2 separate regions of the Homo sapiens genome follow, and region 1 is linked to region 2. Evidence: read pairs that join two places in POLR2A ChIA-PET (ENCODE). Cell type or tissue: B cell. All regions are shown on one strand. Region 1 overlaps CEP192 (centrosomal protein 192). Region 2 overlaps LDLRAD4 (low density lipoprotein receptor class A domain containing 4).

Evidence for each region. ChIA-PET counts read pairs that join two places held together with the same protein. Peaks named below come from ENCODE experiments on the same cell type or tissue, not always from the same donor. Only the 100,000 strongest peaks of a DNase experiment are listed, where the experiment ranks them.
Region 1: POLR2A ChIA-PET joins it to region 2 with 5 read pairs; 2 of 35 experiments call an interaction of 5 or more read pairs at or near these places.

What each region holds. Positions count from the first base shown.
Region 1 is chr18:13,044,798-13,048,797 of GRCh38, reverse strand. All of the region lies in intron 15 of CEP192 (centrosomal protein 192), which reads right to left. Among named protein-coding and RNA genes, the nearest start is that of CEP192, 55 kb to the right of the region's middle. In B cell, no CTCF peak of the experiment used is centred here; no DNase peak of the experiment used is centred here.
Region 2 is chr18:13,567,068-13,571,067 of GRCh38, reverse strand. The region is part of intron 4 of LDLRAD4 (low density lipoprotein receptor class A domain containing 4); the gene reads right to left. Among named protein-coding and RNA genes, the nearest start is that of MIR4526, 42 kb to the left of the region's middle. RefSeq lists enhancers at 1,942-2,091, 3,773-4,000. In B cell, no CTCF peak of the experiment used is centred here; DNase peaks (open chromatin) are centred at 1,867, 2,544, 3,427 and 3,977; H3K4me3 peaks cover 1,103 bases; H3K27ac peaks cover 2,013 bases.

The sequences.
Region 1 (4,000 bases), 520 kb after region 2:
CCCCCATTATCATTGGGAGATGCGTTTCAAAACCTCCAAGTGGATACCTGAAACCTCAGATAGTACCAAATCCGACTGCCATAAATCAGAGCATGTTTCTGTTCCTATCTTCCCCACCCACAAATGTAGTGCCTTTTCCATCTTAACTAAGCACTTATCACTCACTGTGGCTGGAACGTTTGAAGTTTGGAGTGCAAAGCATGAATTTCTCTGTCCTTCTTTGTAATTACACATAAAAAAGATCATTCTTACCACAGACCTCAGAAACTTCAGCATTATTTTTTCTTTCCTTATTAAGTCGAGAACCTTCCTCTTTTCACTTGAAGGAAGCACTTGATAGCTCCTCTCTGGTGTATCCAAATTGCAGGCAACACTACTCTTGCACTTTGGGGCCATTACGAAATAAGAGTGACTTTAACACAAGCACTGCAACATCCCTAGAGTCGATCTGATCACCAAACACTACTAAGTGACTAACGGGCAACAAGTGAAGACGGGTGGAGAAGCTGGACAAAAGAAAGACTCACATCCTACCAGGATGGAGCAAATTGGTGGGAAGATTTCATCACGCTACTAAGAAAGACATATAATTTAAAACTTATGAACTATTTCTGGAATTTTCCACTGAATATTTTTGCACCTCAGTTGACCATGGGTAACTAAAACTGAAGGAGGCAAAACTGTGGAAAAGAGCAGGCTACTGTATTAGTTTGATCTTTATAAGCATGATGTAGGATCTAATGGCAACAAAAAAATTAAGGGCATACCAGTTAAATATCCTAATGAAAAAGACAGCTGCTATCAACTTTAATTATATAGTACCAGGTTATTTACAAAATTGATTATCATTTGTTTTTTAAAAATCATCAGGAATGAAAGACATGGTAAAATTGAATCAGATAATAATTTAAAACCAAAAACTTAAGATATTGAGATTGAAAAGCCACTGAGTCATTGTGATTGCAAGTATAATTCTTGGTAATTTCATTCAACTGTTAGAATTACTTATAAGAAAGACATAAATAGGAACCATGAGTAAAAAACTGAAATAGGCCCAACAGTTAAGAAACATAAACTATTTAACAACAACAACAACAAAAAATACATGTTAAGACTTCTGCCTCCAGTAACAGCAGACTAGGTAAAGCAAACCAACCTCTCGCTAAGAACAATTAGAACTGAATAGCATACTCAAAAACTTATCTTTGAAAGCACCAGCAAGCTTAAAAAGCAGTGTAAATTTATGGGGCCAAAATCTAAGAGAAGAAAGTAACCCAGAGAGGTAAGCCCAACACTGGGGATGCTGTTCCCTAAGCATATCTGCTGCTTCAAGAAAAGGCTAAGCAAAGTTGTTCTTGTGGGAGTGCAGGTATAAAAACTGAATCTGCCAATGAATGACTGGCATTGGGGGGTTAGGAGGTGTGTGTGTGTGTGTGTATGTTTGAGGGAGAGAAAGATACCACAGTAAAACATCCATGCTTTGGGATGAGACCACAAAGGGATACACCCCAGCAGTAAAGGTAAACCAGCATCCAACTGGTTCTCATAAGGATGAGGCTCAGCTCCAATCAGCTCAATTCCAATAAACGAATGAAAGTGATCTGCAATTGCCAGTGTTCCTTGCTCCCTGTCAGAAGCAGACATAAATCCAGTCTGGAAGATATCATCTCCCTTAGCCTCAAATTATTTCAACGATTTTTCCTCTAAACTGTAGGGTAAAACAAAAGCTACCCAACCACATCACAGTAAGATGGATAAAAACCAAAGAGAAAAATAACAAAAGACTGACAGCCAACTTTTAAAATGAAATGACATGAAAAAATACATTCAAAGTGCTAAAAGTTGCTGCTAACAATTCTATAGCAAGCAAAAATACATATCAAGAGTAACAGGGAGATAAAGACATTGTAGAGAGACAACAAACAAAATTCATTATCAGCAGTCCCTTACAAAAAAAAAAAAAAAAAAGTAAGGATATTCTTTAAGAAGAAAACTAATCTCAGATGAAAGATCAGAAATACTGGTTATTTATAAATCATCATCATGTCTTATTGGGTTAAATATAGAAATAAAACATAAAACAAGAAAAGCTTTTTAAGTATGGAGTAAATTGAGTATTTTGTGATCCTTGGAATGCCAAATAAGACATTTAAAAGAAAACAAAGAATTTTTACTAAACATCAGTAAGCCAAGAGACAGGTTATAATTATTTGGGTAATCATTAAAATAATATAAATATATATAATTACCAAATCAACAGAGGAGAAAATTGGAATCATATAAAACTCTTAAACGATCTCTAAGAATGCCAAAAGAAAAAGAACAAAGTCTAGGTGAAACAAATAAAAAGCAAATAAAGTGGGCAGATTCAAACCCCCATGCTGGAAATTCCATTAAGTGTAAGTAGAAAGACTGTGATATAGTTGGATGCCCCTCCAAATCTTATGTTGAGATGTAATCCCCAGTGTTGGAGGTGAGGCCAGGTGGGAGGTGTTTGGGTCATAGCGGTGAACCCCTCATGGCTTGGTGTTATCTTGCGGTAGTGAGTGAGCTCTCCTAAGACCTGGTTGTTTGAAGTGTGTGGCACCTTCCCCATCCCTGCTTTGGCCATGTGACATGCCTGCTCCCGCTTCGCCTTCTGCCATGATTGCAAGCTTCCTGAGGCCCCCCCAGAAGCCAAGCAGATGCCCACACCACACTTCCTATACAGCCTGCAGAACTATGGGCCCGTTAAACCTCTTTTCTTTATAAATTACCCAGTCTCAGGTATTTCTTGATAGCAATGCAAGAAACAGGCTAATACAGACTGTCAGACTGGTTGAAAAGCAAAATCCAACAGTATGTCCCTATAACATCTGAAATATAAAGATACAGAAAGATTAAAAGTAAAATAATGGCAAAAAATATAACATGCTAACACTAACCAAAGAAAGCTGGTATTGACATTGTTAATCTCAGACTAGATTTAGGAAAAAAGCATTACTACACACTGAGGAGAGACATGCTCAATAAAGGATTTGATTTGTTAGCAAGAACAATTTTTATGCACCAAAACAATTTTATGAAGAATTTAATGCAACAAATTTTATGCACAATTTGTATGCACCTAAAAATATAGCTTCAAATGTTTAAAGCAAATGTTGATATACCTATAATGATTAACAAACCCACAATCATGGTGGGAGATTTTAAAACAGCACAATAATTTTAAGAATGCAGGCAGCTTGAGCATTCCGATTTAAATCTCACCTAAGTGAAGCAGACATTAAGTCACATAACAGACATTCCCTACAAGCGTACAGAAAATATTTTCAAAAATTGAACAAATGCTGAGCTATGTATCATATTTAAACAAATTTCAAAGGCCTAAAACTAAAAATTCTCTGACTACAGTACATTTGGCCTAAATCAATTATTTCAAAAACCAGAAAATCTCCTACACGTATCCCATGCACTTACACCGCTGAAAAAGCAGGAAGGCAGAAAAATAAGCACACTAAGCATCCATCTCAAAAAGTTAGAAAAACAACACATTAAATCCATAGAAAGTAGAAGGAAAGAAATGAAGACCAGAAAATAGGAAATAGAAAGACAAACAGAATTGAGAATAAATAAAATTGTCAAATTAACAAAATTGAAAGTATCTGGTGAGATTAAGAAAAAGAGAGGGAAAACAGTCAATTATAGAATGAACAAAAGAGACATAGCTTAACAACCTAAGATATTAATCACAAGAGGATATTATGGTCAGCATGATAGTAAAATAAATTTTCAAGTGTAGAGGAAGATTACAATCTAAATTACAATGTACTAAAACTGACATAAAAAATTAAAACATCAGAATAGTACTACAACTATTAAAGAAATTGAATCTGCAAGTAAAGGCATTAGATAAAGAATATACCAGACTCAGGTGATTTCACCAATGTATTCTACCAAAATCTTTAAAAAAGCACCAATCTTACAAAAACTCTTCCTGAAAACAGAAAAAATGAGACCA
Region 2 (4,000 bases):
CGGGAGGATCGCTTGAGGCCAGGAGTTTGAGGCCAGCCTGGGCAACATAGCAAGACCCCATCTCCACAAAAACACTTAAAAATTAGCCAGGTATGGTGGTATGCGCCTGTAGTCCCAGCTACTCAAGAAGCTGAGGCAAGAAGATTATTTGAGCCTAGGAGTTTGAGGCTGCAGTGATCTGTGATCATGCCACTGCACTCCAGGCTGGGTGACAGAGTGAGACCTTGACTCTACAAAAAGAAAAGAAAATGAAATAAATGAAAGGGAAGGAAGGAAGGAAAAGAAAAAGACGAAAAAGAGAAAAGAAATGAAAAGGGCAGCCAGAGGGCTGCGCCTTCTGTCACCAAGGTGGAGCTCGCCCTGGCACAGGAGACTATGAGGCTCCAGAGTGAGGCTCTTGCTGGATCTCCCAATTAACTGGGACTCCTCATTTCCCTCTCCAGGTACAAAATCAAGAGCATGCCCTTTCCATGCAGCGGGAGCCGTGACTATCAGCGGCATCTCCCCATTGATTAGGTATCTCATTAAGGAGGTCCCCGGCTGAGACCATGCTGCTTCCAGCTGCCAGATTTCTGCTTTGTGTGGAATGGGCAGGAGGCGCCTGGAAGCCTCGGGTGCCATGGATGCCCCAGTGCTCGCTGGAGTCTCTGCCACTCCTCTGGCCCTGATAACTGCCTGTGTGGACCGGCGTCTGGGCTCCCGCCTGCTGGTTGTCTAGGCAACGAGCTGCAGGACAAGGTCACGGAGACCCGAGCCAGGTAGTGGCATCTTGAGAAAACCACTACCCACAGAAGGGCTGACCTGCGCACAGACCAGGCCCCCCACATGCTCCGGTGCAGACCGTCCCAGACGAGTCACGTCTGTCCTTCTTCCTTGCCTGACTCACAAGTGTTAGGGAGCAAGTGAAAACGTCACCTTCTATCACTACCTTTTATCTTTGCTTTGCTTAGATCAAAAATGTCCTTCAAAGGCCTAATGATTTTGTCAAAAAGAAGAAAAACCACCTGCAAAATAAAATACAACCCCTTCCCCCAAAACACTTTCTAAGCCCAGCAGCTTAATTTTGATGGGGATCAGCTGTCTTGCTTCCCCATGCATACTTTTAAAACAAAAAACTAAATATAAATAACTTCTTATTCTTCCAAGCGCAATTTATTTTTTATTTTTCATGTATTTATTTTTTGAGACAGAGTCTCACTTTGTCACCCAGGCTGCAGTGCGGTGGCACGATATTGGCTCACTGCAACCTCTGCCTTCCGGGTTCAAGCGATTCTCCTGCCTCAGCCTCCCAAGTAGCTGGGATTACCGGCACCTGCCACCAAGCCTGGCTAAATTTTGTGTTTTTAGTAGAGACAGGGGTTTCACCATGTTGGTCAGTCTGGTCTCGAACTCCTGACCTCAAGTGATCTGCCCAACTTGGCCTCCCAAAGTGCTGGGATTACAGGTTTGAGCCACTGTGCCCAGCCCCAAGGGAAATTTAAGTTGTTGGTACAATCATTCGTTTCTATCAAAAGGGAAATTAGCCCAAAGTAAGGCTAATCATTAGTGCTACAGATTTTTTGAGAATATTTTTTTCCTTGAAAGACACATAAAAGCAATTCATTTTAAAGTAAAGTGAAGATAAGCAACATCCGACTTATGAATCAGTTTGGTGCCCAAAATTCATTTCTAATTGGCTTATCCTGCAACTGAAAAAAAGTTTTTCTATAGAGACAAGAGTACAGAGAGTGTTTTATTCCCCAGATAGCGCAGGGCTAGTATGGAGCTAATAGTTCAGAGTCTGAGCCCCTGAGCCTGCAGGATGGGGCGGCCCTGGGAGGCCCAAGCGTGGGAAAGAAGTTTCTGAGGCCACGTGTGGGGAAGGCCCCAGGAGTGGGGAGGAGGGCAAAGGGCGCTTCTCTAGTGTCTGCTATGAAAGTATGACATCATCTAAAACAAGCATCTCAGTATTGGATTAGTGTCACAACTTCTCTTAGCTTCTTATAATCATTTTTTTTTTCAAATGATGTAGTTGCTCGTGTAATCCACTAATATCAACTCATTCATAAAATGTTTATTCATGGGGTGCCTACAAACATCACATTGGGTAGAGGGTGCAGGTGAGAGGAGCCAACATCCTTCATGACCAAGGGATTGGTGAAGGTGGGGTATGAGGGTCTTTCCCTGAGCCCTTCAAGATGACCATGCTGACTAGATGTGAACACACTTCCTGGATAGACGCACGCTTGGCTATGTTATAAATTTAAATAACTTGATAAGGTAAGAGACAGGAAGACCTGAAACCTACACTCAGCAGGCCTCTAACCACGGGGTCTGTCTACTGTGATACAGAGACCCTAAATTATAACGAAGGCCACAGGTCCTGATGTGGGGCGTGAAGTGCACTCGTTTTTATTCTGCCTTCCCTTTCTTCCTTAGCAAGACTGGAACCTTGTCCAGTTCCTCCTGCAGCTGGTGTGGCCTTACGGTGAGGTTCTGGCCAGGAGACAGTGGCAGAAGCGGTGTGTGGGACTTCTGGGAAGGGTCTTTAAAGGAAGGAGGCATGTATCATTTTGGACTTCAGTTCTTCTTCCATGGTCCAGACTGCAGTGTGAGTGTCCTGGCTGGAGTTCCAGCAGCCATTCTAGACCATGAAACAACCTCAGAGCTGGACACTAAGTGCTGGGAGAGTGGGGCCGAAAGAGATAACCTGGATCCTCGAGGACTTAGTGGGGCCCCTATACCAGCCCCATGCTGCCTTCTGCAAACTTGTTTTTTTCTTTTTTTTTTTTTTGTAAACGGAGTCTCACTCTGTCACCCAGGCTGGAGTGCAGTGGCATGATCTTGGCTCACTGCAACCTCCACCTCCCAGGTTCAAGTGATTCTCCTGCCTCAGCCTCCTGAGTAGCTGGGACTGCAGGCACACATCACCACACCTGTCTAATATTTGTGTTTTTAGTAGAGACAGGTTTCGCCATGTTGGCTAGGCTGGTCTCGAACTCCTGACCTCAGGTGATCCCCCCACCCCCCACCTCCTCGGCCTCCCAAAGTGCTGGGATTACAGGTGTGAGCCACAGTGCCCGGCCAAACTTGTTTCTAATGTGAGGCAATAACTGCTTGTGGGTTGAAGGCACGATGACCAGATGTCTGTGACTCACAATTCCTAACAGTGACACCCACTATAACAAAAAATCCACAGCGTTAATACTTTCATTATTTCCAATAAGCCAAGACATGTCCAAACTAGAGTTTATAGGGTAGAGTTTAAATGATGACACCATTATCACTGTGTCACTCTATTTTTAAAATAAGCAAATATTCTATTTTTTTTTTTTTAACAAAAAAAGTTCTCATAGCTCAATTTTCAAAAGGGAACTTTCTCTATTTTACCAACGTCACAATTATGACCTGTCAGATGAATGGAAACCAGCAGGGGAAGTTCATTTGCATTCAGGGGAAAGAGAAAAGCAGTTTAGAGAGAACTCTTGGTTTTGTGCTAATAGTCTCAGATCTTCAGAGAAGTTCAGTGCTGAGAAAATGTTTTTAAGAGCCTCAAACAGCTTGAGGGTGTTTAATTTTACTTAGGCAGCTGGGTCTTCTGCAAAAGCGTAACTCCTGGGGGGCTGCAGCGGCGGGGGGTGGTGACAGTGCGTTTGCAGGCAGGCCCTACGGCAGCAGGCCTCAGGAACTGAAGCCGAGCAGCATTAGCTATAAAGAGCTCCCAGGTCAACAAGCCCCTCATCTCTGCCTTCAGTCCAGCTACTCCAGGAATCTGAAGCAATCCAGACACTGTTAGATTAGGAAGACGCAAGGTACTTGTGTTTCTTCCCTACGTGTGTGTATTTGTCTTTCTTAGCAGCGCCCCTGGACTCTTAGGGTACCCACAAAAGCACATGCACGTCATAGTTAAACTAGTGAAGCTGGGAGGCAGGGGGAAATGATTAATATTGACCAAGGCAAACCAGAGCAACCCACGATGAGGATGAGGTCAGTGACACGGGAACAAGTCTGCGTGCACTGG